Regions from separate parts of the Homo sapiens genome. Here region 2 is linked to region 1. Evidence: chromatin contacts called from ENCODE Hi-C or POLR2A ChIA-PET data. All regions are on one chromosome and are shown on one strand. The core of a region is the stretch at or near the end of the contact, and the rest is flanking DNA. Distances in the headings are between cores, read along the strand shown. Region 1 has its middle 16 kb from the start of EPB41. Region 2 overlaps MECR (mitochondrial trans-2-enoyl-CoA reductase).

What was found. Hi-C counts contacts between places; a loop is a spot of excess contacts on that map. ChIA-PET counts read pairs that join two places held with the same protein, here RNA polymerase II (POLR2A). Pooled maps may share reads with other maps.
Region 2: a map of breast epithelium shows a loop between it and region 1 (5-fold over the local background). The contact joins two enhancer-like sites. A Hi-C loop is called at or near these places in 113 of 168 maps with a recorded cell type or tissue (A673, B cell, CD14-positive monocyte and 66 more), 37 of 37 single-sample maps with no recorded cell type and 50 of 50 pooled maps. POLR2A ChIA-PET finds 5 or more read pairs at or near these places in 14 of 52 experiments (A673, AG04450, CD4-positive, alpha-beta T cell and 10 more).

Annotation. Positions count from the first base shown.
Region 1 is chr1:28,896,706-28,900,041 of GRCh38, reverse strand. It overlaps a transcript of EPB41 not described here. Among named protein-coding and RNA genes, the nearest start is that of EPB41, 16 kb to the left of the region's middle. Within about 2 kb of position 1,296, at least 4 of the 41 ENCODE cell types and tissues checked have a DNase peak (open chromatin) inside an H3K27ac peak, as active enhancers do.
Region 2 is chr1:29,209,127-29,212,751 of GRCh38, reverse strand. All of the region lies in intron 3 of MECR (mitochondrial trans-2-enoyl-CoA reductase), which reads left to right. Among named protein-coding and RNA genes, the nearest start is that of MECR, 20 kb to the left of the region's middle. RefSeq lists enhancers at 2,144-2,263, 3,032-3,533. Within about 2 kb of position 2,056, at least 2 of the 41 ENCODE cell types and tissues checked have a DNase peak (open chromatin) inside an H3K27ac peak, as active enhancers do.

The sequences.
Region 1 (3,336 bases), core at 47-2,546:
GTCAGCTACGGACTGAGTACTTCATACAAATTATTTAATTTAGCCCTTAAATAATCCTATGAGAAGATGCTAATATTTTCCCCACGTTATAGGGGAAAAAACTGAAGCTCACTTAGGTAAAACAACTTGCTAGAGGTCTCACAGCTGGTAAGGGGTGAAGCTGGGATTTAAACCAAAGTCTCTCTGCTCACAAATCCCTACTTTTAATCCTGTAGTATTAGTAGAAACCTCTGACCTCAATCCATCCCCTTCCTTTTTTAAATCAGAAAATGAAGGCTCAGGAAGGGTAGGTAATTTGCCCAAGATCTCACAGTGTGGAGAGCTAGGAGGGCTGGTGTTCCTTCCACTCTACCATTTTTGGGGCTGTGAACCAGGTTTTCTCTTTTAGGCCTATTTCCCAGCATCTGTGGAAGTCTTCAAGTCATCCTAGCTCCCGAGGATGGTTCCAAGTTCACAGTCCATCACTTTCCCCCCAGCCTAAGCCTGGATGGCATGGGGCCCTTCCTACTCTCTGCTTTTCTTGAGTGCCTGCAGTGGCATCATCGGAGGCTGCAAAAGGGAAACTGTCATGGGTGGGGCTAGAATGTCCCAGGAAAGGGGGAAGAGGGGAGGGAAGCATAACAGATGCTGAGCCTCCTGCTTTAAAACTGGCTTATCAGGTGTCATTTGTTCAATAGAAATCATAGCAGATATTCCAAGTCCCTAGATCAGGAAGGGGAAGGGCAGAAGAAGTTTTTAAGAGGCAGCAGCTCTAACAGTAGCTTCCTGCCACTGAGGACTCACTAGGTGCTTTCTGTACATTATTGCCGATCTTTATGGTAAAATCGGTGCCACTCTACAGTGCAGAAAACTGAGGCTCAGAGAGGTAAAGTGACAGCCAAGGCCACTGCACCACATGCATCTATGAGACAGTGCACAGAGGGTCTGGAGACCTGGGCTTCTACTGTGTGATCTTGCACTGACAGACACTTGCTTTGATCTGAGGTCCGTGTCTGTTCCATAAGGGACTTGGTGGCTAGCGTCTGTTGCATGATCCAGAAGGCTGAGGGATCCAGCTCTACCCCGACCACTGGACCTCCAGAAATACTGAACATCACACTCTTCACGAAAGCACCAGAAAAAAAGGGCTTCCTTATCCACTCCCAGAGGAAAAAAAAAATAAAGCTATTTTCTAAATATGTGTCCTGTTTCAAGGCTGCTGCTGGCTTTGGCCTCCAGCCAGGGCAGGGCATCTAGTGCAGGGGGTGGGAGAGTGCCCAGGCCTCAGGACTGAGAATCCTGGGGCCCAAGGCCAAGGCGGGCAAGGGGCAGGAGGGGAGCCAGCTTGGCAGTGGGCCAGCACCCCTCTGAAGACTTGGGCTTGTTTCTTAATCTTTTCCTTCCTTTCTTGGCTAGAACGGGCTGCCAGGAGAGGTAAAGGGGAAGCAGTGGGTGGGGCCAAGGAGATTGAGGAGTCTAAATAATGATGGCTTAATTAGCTCCTGTTTATGGGTGCCCAATATATACAGACACTGGGCCAGGCCATTTGTGGAGATTATCTCATTGAAGCCTCCGCCCTTCTCTGGGAGGAAAGCCTGCTGTTCCCACTTCACTGAGGTGGAAACTGAGATAGACAGGGTATGTGAGTGACTGGAGGCCACATGGCTTTTCAGTGGCAGGGCTGGCAGGGCAGCCAGGTTATTGACTCCTGAGAGAGGCAGCCACTTGATCTGGCTGGGGTGGTGAAGATGAGGGGAGAAGGTGGGAACTCAAGGGGAGGAGCAGCATGGGAAGGTCCTGGTTGTCTCTCTGAGCAGAACAGGCAGTTGTGAGGGTGCAGGAAGGAGAGGGGAGCCAGTGACATCCCCAAAGGTCTGCCTGACGTGGGCCCTACTTCCCTGACCAGCCTCATCTCCTGTCACTGCCAGCCTTTCCCTTTGTGCTCCAGCCACACCAACGACAGTGCTCATCTATCCTGAGCACAGTATGCAGTCTTGAGCCTTTGTACATGCCATTCCCTGTACCTAGAAAGTTGTTCCTGCCATTGCCTACCTAGAGAGCTCTTACTCATCCTTCAAAGCCCAACCTAGCTCTTTTCCCCTTGATGCCCCTGAGTTAACCACCTGCTCCCCTGGGCTCACTCTGCACATGGCAGTTCGTCCTTAAGGAGCAGGAACACTGAGTGAGTCACCTTTGTGCCCCCAGAACCTAGCCCATCAGCTCTCAATAAATGTTTACTGTCTGTAGTTGTATTTTATCACTGAATCTTCGAGGCAAGCAAAACAGGTTTTCTTATTCTCACTTTCAAGGCAAGGAAAAGGAGGGCAAGAGAGAGGGAGTGATGGGAGTGCCTTCTTTCTTTCCTTCCTTTCCTTCCCTTCCTTTCTTCCCTTCCCTCCTGTCCCCTCCCCTCCTCTCCCCTCCTCTCCCCTCCTCTCCCCTCCTCTCCCCTCCCCTCCCCTTCCCTTCCCTTCCCTCCGCTTCCCTTCCCTTCCTACCTTCCTACCTACCTACCTACAGGGGTTTCACTTTGTCACCCAGGCTGGAGCATAATGGTGCAATCACAGCTCACTGCAGCCTCAACCTCCTGGGCTCAAGGGATCCTCCCACCTCAGCCTCCCAAGTAGCTGGAATGACAGGCACATGCACAACGCCCAGCTGATTTTTGTATTTTTTTGTAGAGATGGGGTTGCTCCATGTTCCCTAGGCTTGTGTTGAACTCCTGGGCACAAGTGATCCTCCTGCCTCAGCCTCCTAAAATGTTGGGATTACGGGTGTGAGCCACCAGGCCTGGTGATTCCTGAGGTGGCACAGACACTCAGTAACACTGGTAGGTCTAGAACCCAGGGCTTTTCTGCACCACACAGCTCCTGCCTGGCCCCCACCCCAAAGAGGTCTCATCCCTACCAGACCTACCAGGGTCACCACAAGGGACCCCTGAGATAGGAGTGGGTACCCTGGGCCCTGGTGGCCACAGGCCTTGCCCCAGTGTCCAGCTCAGACATAGCTGCTGCCTGGGAAACTGAGGGGAAAGGTAGTGAGAGCAGCTGAATGGCTTTTACCCTCAACCCAGCTCTGCCTCCTCCTCCCAGATATGTCCCTCAGCCAGAGACCCCAGTGGGCCCCATTGGCCCCAGGCCCCAAGATCTCCCTCTGGCCCTCTCCTCTCCTCTCTGGCCACTGCAGTTCATTATCACGCCCTGCTGGCTCTGCCTCCTAAACAGACTTCACATCGCTGCTCCTTATCCCATGGCACAGTCCCCAGCCCAAGATCTCGGCATCTCTCACCTGGACAGTTCCTCCTGCCCCTGTCCCTGCCCCTCCCTGCTTACTATCCAGTGACTCTCCATTGCCATA
Region 2 (3,625 bases), core at 807-3,306, 310 kb before region 1:
AGGATTTGTGCAATGCAGAGAATGGTCTGGAAACCATTGGTCTGGAAAGGCAGAGGGTGGAGGCAGAAAGCCAGTGAGGAGGTGGGCAAACAAGTCAGGCTTCAGATGATGAAGTGTGAGGGTCTGAATAAGACAGTGTCGTAGGGCTGGAGAAGAGGGCATGGAGTCAAGGGCTAAAGTAACAGGACTTGGCAATACTTTCAGTTTGGAGAAGAGAACAATAAAGGATGTCTGCCAGGTGTATGGGTAATTGTACATGTGGTGGTGGGGGTACCCAGAACAGGGATTCTTCCCTGGAGAAAAGGTGATTCTTTTGTTTTGTTTTGTTTATCTTTTGAGACAGAGTCTCGCTCTGTTGCCCAGGCTGGTGCAATCTTGGCTCACTGCAACCTGCAACCTCCACCTCATGGGTTCAAGCAATTCTCCTGCCTCAGCCTCCCGAGTAGCTGGGACTACAGGCGCCCACCACTACACCTGGCTAATTTTTGTACTTTTAGTAGAGATGGGGTTTCGTCTTGTTGGCCAGGCTGGTCTTGAACTCCTGACCTCAGGTGATCTGCCCGCCTCGGCCTCCCAAAATGTTGGGATTACAGGCATTGAGCCACTGCGCCTGGCCAGCAGGTGAGTCTTTTAAGCAAGGTGCCAGCCAGAGAGGATGAGGATTTTATAATTGTGAGGACTGCAATTAACTCAGTGTATTCAGTAAACATTTTGTGAGCATCTGCAGCATGCTGGGCTTGAGGACACAGCAGTGAACAGACATGGTCTTTCTTCTCGTGAAGACTGCCATTTAGTAAGAGTGGCAACTATTAAACAGGTAAGTTCTTAGTTGGCCACAGCTTGGTCATTTTTCATGGTTCTGAGCTGCCTAGCTGTTGCTAAGCCCATAGCCAGCCTTTTCCCACGTGCAGCCAATCCCAGGGGAGACCAGACCAGATGGTGTGGATAGATCTTTGCCAACTGACTTTCTCCTTGGGAAATATGCAAAACCTTCCTGAGGAAGCACAGAGCCGTAGAAAGTGCACTGGCTTTGGAATCAGGGGGCAAGTTCTCTTTCCAGCTCCGCTGTATGACCTAATTTAAGTCACAGCTACTTTGAGCCTCAGTTTTTTCATCTCGAAAATGGGACTAATTGTCACTGCCTAGCATGTCTCAGCAGTACTCAACTGAGAATATATGCAATGATCTTTGCAAATGCCAAATTTCTGTATGCATTAGATCAGGAGTTGGCAAATTTTTATCTTAAAGGGCCAAATAGTAAATATTTTAGGCTTCGTAGGCTATATCATCTTTGTGACTACCCAACTCTACTATCGTAAACAGCCACAGGCAATATATAAACAATTGAGTGAACATGGCTGTGTTCCAATAAAACTTTATTTACAGGACCAGGCATGGTGGCTCATGCCTGTAATCCCAGCATGGGAGGCCAAGGCGGGCAGATCGCTTGAGTCCAAGAGTTCAAGAATGGCCTGGGCAACTTGGTGAAAGTCCATCTCTACAAAAAATTAGCGAAGTGTGGCAGCGTACACCTGTAGTCCCAGCCACTGGGGAGGCTGACATGGAAGGATAGCTCGAGACCAGGAAGCAGAAGTTGCAGTAAGCCACACTCCAACCTGGGCAACAGAGTAAGACTCTTGTCTCAAAACAAAAAAAAAAAAAACCCTTTATTTACAAAAACAAGTGGTGAGGCAGATTTAGCCCACAGGCCACAGTTTGCTGACCCCCAAGTTCAACAATGGAGATGGTTAAGGGTCAGTTGCATATGACTGAGGAATTGGGAATCCTCAGAGCTAAAGTCTGGGAATTAGCATCATTAAAGGAAAACAATGTGTGTTATACACCCACTGTGTACTAGGCATAGTGATAGTCTCTGTACAAATGTCTTTAGTTTAATCTTCACACTATGACATAAGTGTTACTCTCTGCATTTCACAGATTAGGGAAATGGAAACTCAAAAAAGGTGAAGTGATCATTCAAAGTCACACACTAGTGAGTGGTAGAGCCAGGGTTTTTAAGCAGGTCTCTCCAACTTCAAGCCTAAGAGTTCTACTTGAAACCCTGAAAGCCCTTGTCTCTGACCACGGGTGCTGCCTCCCTCCCACCCAGAGTCTCTTGAGAAGAGGATTAGGGACTGCTAAGCCCCAGAAATCCATATCAAGGGTTGGATTTCCATTGTCGTGCCATAAGGGGAATTAGAAAATGCCCTGGATTTCATACATAGAAAGCCCTGCACTAAGCATTTGGTGCACGGTAGAGTACAGTAAGTGTTAGCTGAGATGAATGGGAACGATGATTTGAAGGCCAGTCCGGGGGAAGCCCACAGGATGCTGGGGCACTTCCTGGATTACAGAGGAATCCTCGCCTTTTCAGTCTCTTATTTTCTCAGCCATAGACCTACTCTAGGATTGACACAGCCTTCTATAAAAAGTGTTCCTGGGCCGGGTACAGTGACTCATGCCTATAATCCCAGCACTTTGGGAGGCCAAGATGGGCGGATCACGAGGTCAGGAGATCGAGACCATCCTGGCTAACACAGTGAAACCCCATCTCTACTAAAAAATACAAAAAAATTAGCCGGGTGTGGTGGCGGGCACGTGTAGTCCCAGCTACTTGGGAGGCTGAGGCAGGAGAATGGCGGGAGCCTTGGAGGCAGAGCTTGCAGTGAGCTGAGATCGTGCCACTGCACTCCAGCCTGAGCGACAAAGCAAGACTCCATCTCAAAAAAAAAAAAAAAAGTGTTCCTGCCTCCTGTCCCCAGTTCTTGGTCCCTAAAGCCCACATTGACATCCCCGTTTCCTATAGCACAGTTAGTGATTACCCAGGCTGCCCCCTGCTTCCCACAGCTGACCCACATAGGACCAGGACACCATTAGAATCCCAGCAACTGGATAGTGAGCAGGCATGCCCAAGAGCTTTGGAAGCATAGGCCAAGGGCCCCGAGCTGCCACTGTGACCAGATGCTGAGCCAACAAGGCTCCAAGCAATTTCCCTAAGGTGACACAGTGAGGACACTGTGGAACCAAGGCTGGAGTCTCTCTGACTCCAAAGCCTACCCTCTTCACCCCTTCTTCATACAAGATCCTGCCTGTGTGAGTGCAGACCCCTCACGCAGTCCTCACCAAATCCTATTGATTCTGTCTTTAAAATAGAACTCAAATCCATCTTCTGTTCCTCATCCCCACTGCCAAAGTCCCAGACTAGGCAGCCATCATCTCATACCTCGACCCCCACAAAGACCTCTGGCTTCCACGCTGCCCCTCCCCACTCCACAGTCTTCACCCAGCAATAAAGTGATCTTAAAGCATACATCGGATCATCTCAGTCTCCTCTTAAAGCTTGTTACAGGCTTCCCACTCACTCATTCACTAAAACAAGATCAGTTCTCCATACCACAGTGCTGAGGTCATGTTCTCATACCACAGGTTGTGACCCATTCGAGAAATCAATCTAGTGAGTTGCAAATAGCACTTTTTAAAATTAAAGTTGAGCAGAAAAGAATGAAAAATAGCAGAGTATCACACATAGTAAGGGTAAGTATTCTGTGAAACACAGGCTTGTGTTACACGTACATTCATGTATGTATATGTACGAATTCACAGTGGAACTCATGGTTACTGTGGG